Regions from separate parts of the Homo sapiens genome. Here region 2 is linked to region 1. Evidence: read pairs that join two places in POLR2A ChIA-PET (ENCODE). Cell type or tissue: CD4-positive, alpha-beta T cell. All regions are shown on one strand. Each heading gives the region's core, and the rest is flanking DNA. Links, peaks and the distances in the headings are about the cores only.

Region 1 (4,395 bases), core at 123-4,122:
GGGCTGCTGGCAGGGGCTGTGGCCGAGTGAGCTACTGTCACAAGGACTGGGATGTTCCGAGGAAGTGCCTGACTCTCCAGGGGCTGCTCACGATGCCTCCCAGCCCTGCACCCCTTCCCCCAGCCCGCGCCCTCCTCCTTCACCCCCACCCCTGCCACTTCCTCGAGGGCATGGGTCTGACTCCGTGCTCTGAGCTGGGACAGTCAGGCTCAGGATGTGTTTAGGAAATGAATGAACCAATCATCCTGTAACTTAATCAGTCATGTGGGTCTGCCACCCAAGACCCAGCATCAGCATCACCCCCAGGGGACCTACCCTAGTTGTCCCCCACTCCTCTTACCTCCATCTCCCCTCATCCTGTCCAACCTCTGTCATCCGAATGCTGCCTGTGGCCCTGCCCTTTGTGAAATCTCTATTTATCAAGTCTACCTGGCACACACTGCACCAAGGGTATCATAGCGTTATCTTCCTGACCACAACACAGATCTCGGGAGGCGAAGATGGGGACAGGAGGCCCAAACAGGGAAAGAGACTGCCCAAAGCCACTCAATGGGTAAAGGGCAGAGTTTGGGATCTGAATGCAGGTCAACCTGTCCCCAAAGCCATATACCTACATCAGCCATTTAGTAGACAGCCCAGGAACCATTTTCTATTTTGGAACATCCAAACATGATTTGAAAAAATAACTCTTGAAAATGATTACTCAAATTATCTCCACCTCAAATCAAAGCTGTATTTTGGGCTATAATTCAGTTACTGTGGATTCACAGAGGCTAGCCTGGGGCCCAGGCTGGGTCAGAGGAGTGCGGCTCTGGGTAACCCATGAACAGCCAGTGGTCACGGCCCAGCCATGTGGCACCCAGGATAACCCGTCCTGGATTAGGGGTGCCAGGTGGGGAGCGGGCACAGTCTCTTCCTCTGGGAGGCTCACTTGAGCCAGATGTGGGACCCAGCCCTCGCCGTCCATGGTGTGTGGCCATCGGCCTCAGGCGGCATCCCAGAACTCCAGGAGGAGGCTCTTGGGAGGAAACATATTCCTGCCTCTGCCTTGAGGCAGTGTGGCCAAGGCCTGGGTGCCCTGTTCTGTCAGGGACAGCCTACTGGCTTCATTCTCTGGTGGGTGTTGGTGTGAGCCACGGCCCAGGCCTGTGAGCCGGCCAGGGCCCTCCACACCCCCACGGCTTGAGTGGAGAAGCACCCTCTGTAACTACCGCCACTTCCCCCTTTTCACGCCCATAACTCTTGGTGGCTGCAGGGGCGAGACCACAGACACCAGGGCCTGAAGCAAGCCACTTTACTTCTCAGGACCTGGTTTCCTCATTGGGAAAGTGGGGGCAGGAGGCTAACCCCCTTTCGGGCCCTGACAGCCCGCCCCTCTAGGGCACAGTCCTGTTAGTGTAGGCCACAGGTCAGAGAGGGTACTCGGGCCTGTTTGAGAGGCTGGGAAGGGTCTGACTGACTAGATGTGGGTTCACACCTCCCGTGACCCTGGCCCTTCTCAGCCTGTTTCCTTCCCTGTGAAAATGGGCCTAATAGTTCTCACCGCCTAGAGGTGACCCGAGAAGCAAGTGAAATCGTGCGCATAGGTGAGAACAGTGGACTCAAGATCAGGGCTCACCACAAGGCAGATACTGGGCTAGGGGTGATGACTACCATTTTATGGATGAGGAAAAGGTAACCCAGAGAGGTTACCCAATCTGCCCAGGGACCTGCCGGGTGCAGCTGGGATATAACCCAGATATCCCAAGCCACGATCTTGGCTGTTAACTTCCCATTACTTTGCCTCTCTGCAAAGCCCCACACTCAGGGCCTGTCACCCAGGGGCAGTTCAGCAAGCAGCAGCTCCCCGAGCCCTCCCCGCCTGCCTGCCACCTCCCCGACCAGAAACACCTTCCCTCAGCTGGGGCCAGGCTGGAAGAAATGAGTCACCTCATCACCTCCCCTCTCGCCCTACACACCTTCCTCCACCAGAGGTTCCATTTAAAGGGGAGCAGAGCCTTTTTCAAATGCTCCCTTGCCTGGCACTCCAGAATACAGCATCTATCAGAGGACAGCTAAGCCTCCAACCTTGGAGGGGGACACCTGGGTTTTGGTCCGAGTTCCTACCTGCTATGTCCAAGAACTGGCACCAAAATCTTCCCTGGGAACCAAGTGGGGGCCGTGGAAGGTAGCCAGGAAGAGCTGCCTGGTAATTCTGTCCATGAGAATAGCCTGACAGGGAGAGAGGAGCCCCTAGGAGAAGCTGAGTGGAGCAGACTATTGGGTGCAACGGGAGAGGTTGGAAGTGGAAGGCTGTAGGGAACGGAGTGGTCAGGGACTCCAGGGGGGCAGGGTCACCAAAAAACCTGCCCAGGTGCCAGGGAGAGAAAGGGCTGACCTGTGTGCATTCACTGTCACCAGTTACAACAGTACCAGGGCAATGAGATGTTTCTCCCCTTTACAGTCACGGCCTGTGCCCCACCACCCCCCCATGGAGACCCCAGAGGCAGCTGGCAGTGCAGTGTGGGTACCCCATGGCAAGGGAGGAAACTGACCCTGTTCTCTTTTCCCCATCAGAGGCTTCCAGTGAAAGTCGGGGAACTGGGGAGCTTTAAATTGAATGAGAGTGAAATTGTGATACTAGCTTGGACTGGATTGGGTTACACCTGAAGATGACTGGGAAAGCTCCAGCATGGGCCACAGGTGGGGAAGCAAGACGTAGCAGCAGCTTTGGAAGGTAGCTGCACGGAGCTGCATGGTGCTGGGGTGCTCTCCTCCCTCACACCAGCAGTGACATCTGCAGCCAGTGTGGCTGACACTGTGGGTTTGCTAGCACCTAGTTTCCTGTTGCTTGTCTTCTGTGGACTGAAAACCTGAGGTAGGAAGGGCTGAGCTCCATGGAGGCAGAGGGGGGTCTTTCAGGTTCCCCACTGGATCCCGGCACCTGGTGCCTACACACAGCTCTGCTCACAGACATGCTGAGTGATGGGCTGGAGAAGCGCCTCAGTGAGGCCTTCAAGAGGACAAGGCCTTATGACGGCTGCTTCCTGAGGTGCCCCATGGAGGGGACCAGATCATTTGCTTGCAGATTCAATGACCCATTACCCAGCACCTTTAAAGAAGCCAGTCACACTGGTCCCCTCTACTTCTTACAACAGTCCTCTGAGACAGGAATTATCATCCCCATTGTATAGATACGGAAACAGAGGCACAGGGATGCTAAGTCAATGGGTAGCAACCAGGCTCCTTCCACCGCCCTACAGTCAGTACCCCACAGTGGGACTCCTCTCCACCATTACTGGTTGGCAAAGTGAGGCAGGCAAAGGACCAAACACTCAGGTACAACTTGATGGATGGATGGATGGATGAATGGATGGATGGAAGGATGGATGGATGGGTGGGTGGATGGATGGGTGGATGGGTAGATGGGTGGGTGGATGGATGGGTGGATGGGTAGATGGGTGGGTGGATGGATGGGTGGATGGGTAGATGGGTGGGTGGGTGGATGGATGGATGGGTGGATAGGTGGGTGGGTGGATGGGTGGACTGGTGGACAGGTGGACAAATGGAGGGATGGGTGAGTGGGTGGATGCATGGATGGGTAGATGGGTGGGTGGATGGGTGGATGAGTGGATGGGTAGGTAGATGGATGAGTGGGTGGATGGATGGATGGACAGATGGGTGGACGGATGGATGGATGGACAGGTGGATGGGTGAATGGGTGGGTGGGTGGGTGGGTGGATGGATGGATGGATGGATGGATGGATGGATGGATGGATGGATGGCCAGAGCCCTCAGTAAACAAGGCGGTTGCTTACCCAGAGTATTTGGGAGGAGGTGATAGGGAGGGAAGGGAGAGTTCCAAGCCAAAGCTGTGAGGGAATGGCCTAGGAAAAGTCTCACCTGGAGATCTCTGTGGGGCCATCAGAAGCAGAGGGAGCACTAGTGGCTGGCATTTCCCAGCCCAAGCCAGGACTCATGGGGGCAGAGACAGGGAGGCCAACTCCAGGACAATGCAAGGAAAGGCTTCCCAGGAGCCTGAATGGCTGTAGGTATGGAAAGAGGGTGGGGGGCTTTGACAGGTGAGGAGCGCCCATCACTACAGTCTGTAAGCAGGTCTGGTTCCACAGAGAGGACTCAAGCCTCAGATGGCCTGTTAAACTAGGGACTTGGTGTCTAGGGGTCCCCTGACTCAAGTACTGCTGCGATCCATGTATAAGCAAATAAATATGGGATGAAGATGACTTACAGCTGTCTGAGATGGCCCAGGGTAAGTGTTGAAGACAGAGGGCCAAGAAGGCAAAGACAGACTTTTAGTTTTTAGAGAACAAATGTGCATTAATGTCAGATGAGCGACTCTTTGTTCACCTGGGCTGACAGGACCTTGAGATTAGAAATGAGTTTCCAGAGTGCCAC
Region 2 (4,395 bases), core at 278-4,277, 63 kb after region 1:
CAAACAATAAAGTATTGTTCAGCCTGACGAAAGAAATTCTGGTAACAATATGGGTGAACTTTGGGGACGTTATGCTAAGTGAAGCCACTCACAAAAAGACAAATACTATATGAGTCTATTTTAATAGACACAAACTAGAATGGGGCTGGGCGCGGTGGCTCATGCCCGTAATCTCAGCACTTTGGGAGGCCGAGGCAGGTGGATCACCTGAGGTCAAGAGTTCGAGACCAGCCATGCCAACATGGCGAAACCCCGTCTCTACTAAAAGTACAAAAATTAGCCGGGCGTGGTAGCGGGCATCTATAATCCCAGCTACTTGGGAGGCTGAGGCAGGAGAATCGCTTGAACCTGGGAGGTGGAGGTTGCAGTGAGCCGAGATCGCACCACTGCACTCCAGCCTGGATGACAAGAGTGAGACTCCGTCTCAAAAAAGAAAGAAAAAGAAAACTAGAATGGGAGGCTGGGCACGGTGGCTCACGCCTGTAATTCCAGCACTTTGGGAGGCTGAGGCAGGTGGATCACCTGAGATCAGGAGTTCGAGACCAGCTTGACCAACATGGTGAAACCCCATTTCTACTAAATACAAAAAATTAGGGGGCATGGTGGTGCCCGCCTGTAATCCCACCTAGTCGGGAGGCTGAGGCAGGAGAATCGCTTGACCCCAAGAGACAGAGGTTGCAGTGAGCCGAAATCATGCCATTGCACTCCAGCCTGGGCAACAAGAGCAAGACTCCATCTCAAACAAAAAAACTAGAATGGTGTTTGCCAGGTGCTGAAGGGAAGGGGAAAGGGGGCTTTATTGTTTAATGGGTATAAATTTCCGTTTTACAAATGAAGTTCATGGAGATGGAAGGTGGTAATAGTTTCACATTTTGACTGTATTTAATACCATACCACCGAACTGTACAATTAAAAACTGTTAAGATGAATTTTGTTATGTGTATTTTACTACAATCTAAAAAATTATGAACAGTAAAAAGATCAGTATTGCTTGGGGTTACAGGGAAGGGAGGGATGAATAGGTGGAGCAGAAAGACTTTAGGGCAAGGGAAATATTCTACCACACTACAATGGTGGGAATATGTAATTATACATTTGTCCAAACCCAGAGCATGTGCAGCACCAAGAGTGAACCCTAATGTAAACTATGCACTTTGGGTGACAATGATATGTTAACAGTTTCATCGATTTTAACAAATGTACCACTCTGGTAGGTACTATCTCATGACATATAGGATAGGATAGTGGGGGAGGCTGTACGTATGTGGGGCAGGGGACATATTGAAACTCTCTATACTACTTTTTGCTCAATTTTGCTGTGAACATAAAACTACACTAAAAAAAAAAAAAGCCTATTTTTAAAACTGCAAAGGAAAGAACTAAGTAAGGCAAACATGATATGCTAGCTTTTCCTCTGAACGTCCTGGCTTCCTTTAAATTTATATCATAATCTAGACATCATTTTCTGTCCTGCAAATTGGCCCAATCAGAACTACATATGAGCCAACATGTGCACATCCCATTCAATTTTCCCCTTTGAAGTTGTACCTGAACTCAAATAATGGAAGTCATTAAGTCCTTCAGGCAGAATCAGCCAATGATTCAGAAAGTCTCAAACTATTTTTACTCTCATGCTCAAGGATAAATTCAAATTATCCTAATTATATTAAAACCAAAATAAAAGCTTTATTTTAAAAGTCTTATTTAAAATTCAAATCTAAAAAAAGCCTTAAAATTTTCTATTTTGACTCAGCAGTAGATATAGCATCTCTGTTCAAGCAGATGATTCTTTTTCTCTGCATGCTTATTAAAAGCCTATTGTTAAATGTGAAATCTTCACTCAGTCACAGCAGGATGGGCTCTGCTGTGGTTAAAAACAAAAAAGCACAACCAAATCTCAGTGGCTTAACATAATTAAAAGCTTATTTTTTGATCATACAAAGCCCACTGTGGATCCAGCTGACCTACACAGACTCAAGATCAAAGCCACTTTCATCTTGTGGCTGCACCATTTCAGCTGAGGCCTCCTGCACAGTGCTGTGGCAGAGGAAAAGGGTTTGTCATGAGATAGTCTGATAGTGACACACACTACTTCCACCCATGTTTAACTGGTCAGAACTAGCCATCGCCTACCTACAAGAGGGCTGGGAAGTGTAGTTTTCTTTATGCTAGGAAGGAAAGTAGTACAGACATTGCATTTCTGCAAAGGATTGAAATATAATCCATATCTGATGATCTATTCTGGCATAGATTTTGGAGAAGCTAGAGAGAAAAACAAATAGTTAACTAGTCAAACTGGTGATTTCAAATATGCCAGCTTCAGTGAGTCTGACAAATGACAGATGAGTGATAGTGGTAAATCTGTAATTCTAAAACTGCTATAGCCAGACATATAGTGTAGGTTAAAATGAAAACCATGTAGATACCCAAGCAAGCAGTCATTAAGGTGTGGAAGCTTACAATTTGCAAGCACACCTCACATCAGCAAAGATGCGGCAGTAGAGAGGTATATAGGTGCAGTCGATTCTATCAGAGAAGAGTTTCATGTCTTCTCAAATAGTCATAGGTACTTGTTGAGCCCCCAGTGTGCTGTATATGAGACAACTTTAGGCTGGAAAGTGATTAAGAGAATGCATAGCTGACCTCTTCACCCACAAATAAAAGTGATTTAAAGAATGAAAAACTAGAGGCCGTGCGCGTTGGCTCACGCCTGTAATTCCAGCACCTTGGGAGGCCGAGGTGGGCTGATCATGAGGTCAGGAGATCGAAACCATCCTGGCTAACACGGTGAAACCCGGTCTCTACTAAAAATACAAAAAAATTAGCCGGGTGTGGTGGCAGGCGCCTGTAGTCCCAGCTACTCGGGAGGCTGAGGCAGGAGAATGGCGTGAACCCAGGAGGCAGAGCTTGCAGTGAGCCGAGATAGTGCCCCTGCACTCCAGCCTGGGCCACAGAGCAAGACTCTGTCACAAAAAAAAAAAAAAAAAAAAGAATGAAAAACAATCTCTGTACATCAGAACTAGAAAAAAATTAATTCCTCCCTTCACTTTTCCCTATCCCACCTCCACCAAAGTTAAATAAGTTGACCTGCTGAATTAGGTTAAAATTGATTATCATGCTTATCAAGTATGATTTTAATTTCAGTAAAATTGATACTGAGCTCTACTGTTGATAACTGACCAGCTCTATTGGTAATTCCAACCTGCGTTACTCAAGATTATTTATAGCCCCAAAGAGCAAAACCACATTTGCTACAACACCAATTATTAAAATGTGTCAGGTGCACATTCAATTATATTATAACATGATTCTCTTATTTAAAAAAAAAATAAGAAAATGCAGCAAGAATAATTTGACAGTTTTGGGAACTATCCACATAAAGGAATGGATGAGGCAAGATAATGTACAATACCACAAAACCTATGCTAAATTCAATATTTATCTGAAAGTTAAAGAAAAGCAAACAAACATATACAAAGGACATTTCATTTTTAATCACTCAAAAATGAAAAAGGTTTGGACAATGTCAAATTCCACTCACCATAATGCTATAGTTATACATTAAATATAATTACTATCTATACATATGCAAAAATATAAAGTTCTATTTCATACAATAAAACCCTTTATAGAAACCATTTTAAAATTAAGCAGAACTTCTCAACATTAATATGTGAGGTCTAAGTCCTTCTAAAGGTTTCTTTAAAGGTTTTTAAACAAAATGCTAAACCTAAAAACATTGTCCTGTCAGTTCCCAAATTAAATCTACTTAGAACAAAAACAAAAATTTATAGCTCGGTCACATACTACTTAAATAATATTGTTCAGGCATCTCTAAAATCCTCCATGTTTTCAAGTATGGAAATAGAACTCAAATATTCCACAATACAGTACTAAACAGATGGAGTATTTAGGAAAGACTTTGTTGTCATATGGCACAATATTAATATTTTGTTGCTTCAATACATTTTGAAATAAATATCAGATTTTTGTTTTTTTTTCCTAAAAGACCAAAATTATAATCTACATTAAGATAATTCTGACTGTGGTTAAGACTTAAGAGTGTAAAATACAACATCAATATTTTATCACAAAAGTAAAGCTGGTAACAAATTATAAAAGGAGCCAGTACTCTACTGAGACAGGCTCAGAGATTAAAGCTCATCATGATAGAAATAGTCATCATGGAGCTGTCTGCCATAATCTGTGGCTTCACTGGTGAGAAACAAGTCCGGGTTTTCCAGAATCTCTTCTTCAGAGAGCTTTTTGTCACCATTCAAATCCATTTCATCAATTAGATGAAGCGCCTTCAAAATAAAACAAAAAAGTGTCAAGTGTAATAAGTATTTTCAGCAAGATGTTCACAATTTAATGTGATTTGACTTGTCAAAATCA

What was found. ChIA-PET counts read pairs that join two places held together with the same protein. Peaks named below come from ENCODE experiments on the same cell type or tissue, not always from the same donor. Only the 100,000 strongest peaks of a DNase experiment are listed, where the experiment ranks them.
Region 2: POLR2A ChIA-PET joins it to region 1 with 6 read pairs; 6 of 35 experiments call an interaction of 5 or more read pairs at or near these places.

The regions. Positions count from the first base shown.
Region 1 is chr15:77,011,482-77,015,876 of GRCh38, reverse strand. The region is part of intron 1 of PSTPIP1 (proline-serine-threonine phosphatase interacting protein 1); the gene reads right to left. Among named protein-coding and RNA genes, the nearest start is that of PSTPIP1, 19 kb to the right of the region's middle. RefSeq lists enhancers at 1,061-1,130, 1,088-1,588. In CD4-positive, alpha-beta T cell, for the core only: no CTCF peak of the experiment used is centred there; DNase peaks (open chromatin) are centred at 1,236, 1,906 and 2,786; H3K4me3 peaks cover 1,584 bases; H3K27ac peaks cover 3,792 bases.
Region 2 is chr15:76,948,982-76,953,376 of GRCh38, reverse strand. It overlaps RCN2 (reticulocalbin 2), which reads right to left. Exons shown (of 7, transcript NM_002902.3): 7 at 1-4,307. The coding sequence ends at 4,155. Among named protein-coding and RNA genes, the nearest start is that of RCN2, 19 kb to the right of the region's middle. In CD4-positive, alpha-beta T cell, for the core only: no CTCF peak of the experiment used is centred there; no DNase peak of the experiment used is centred there.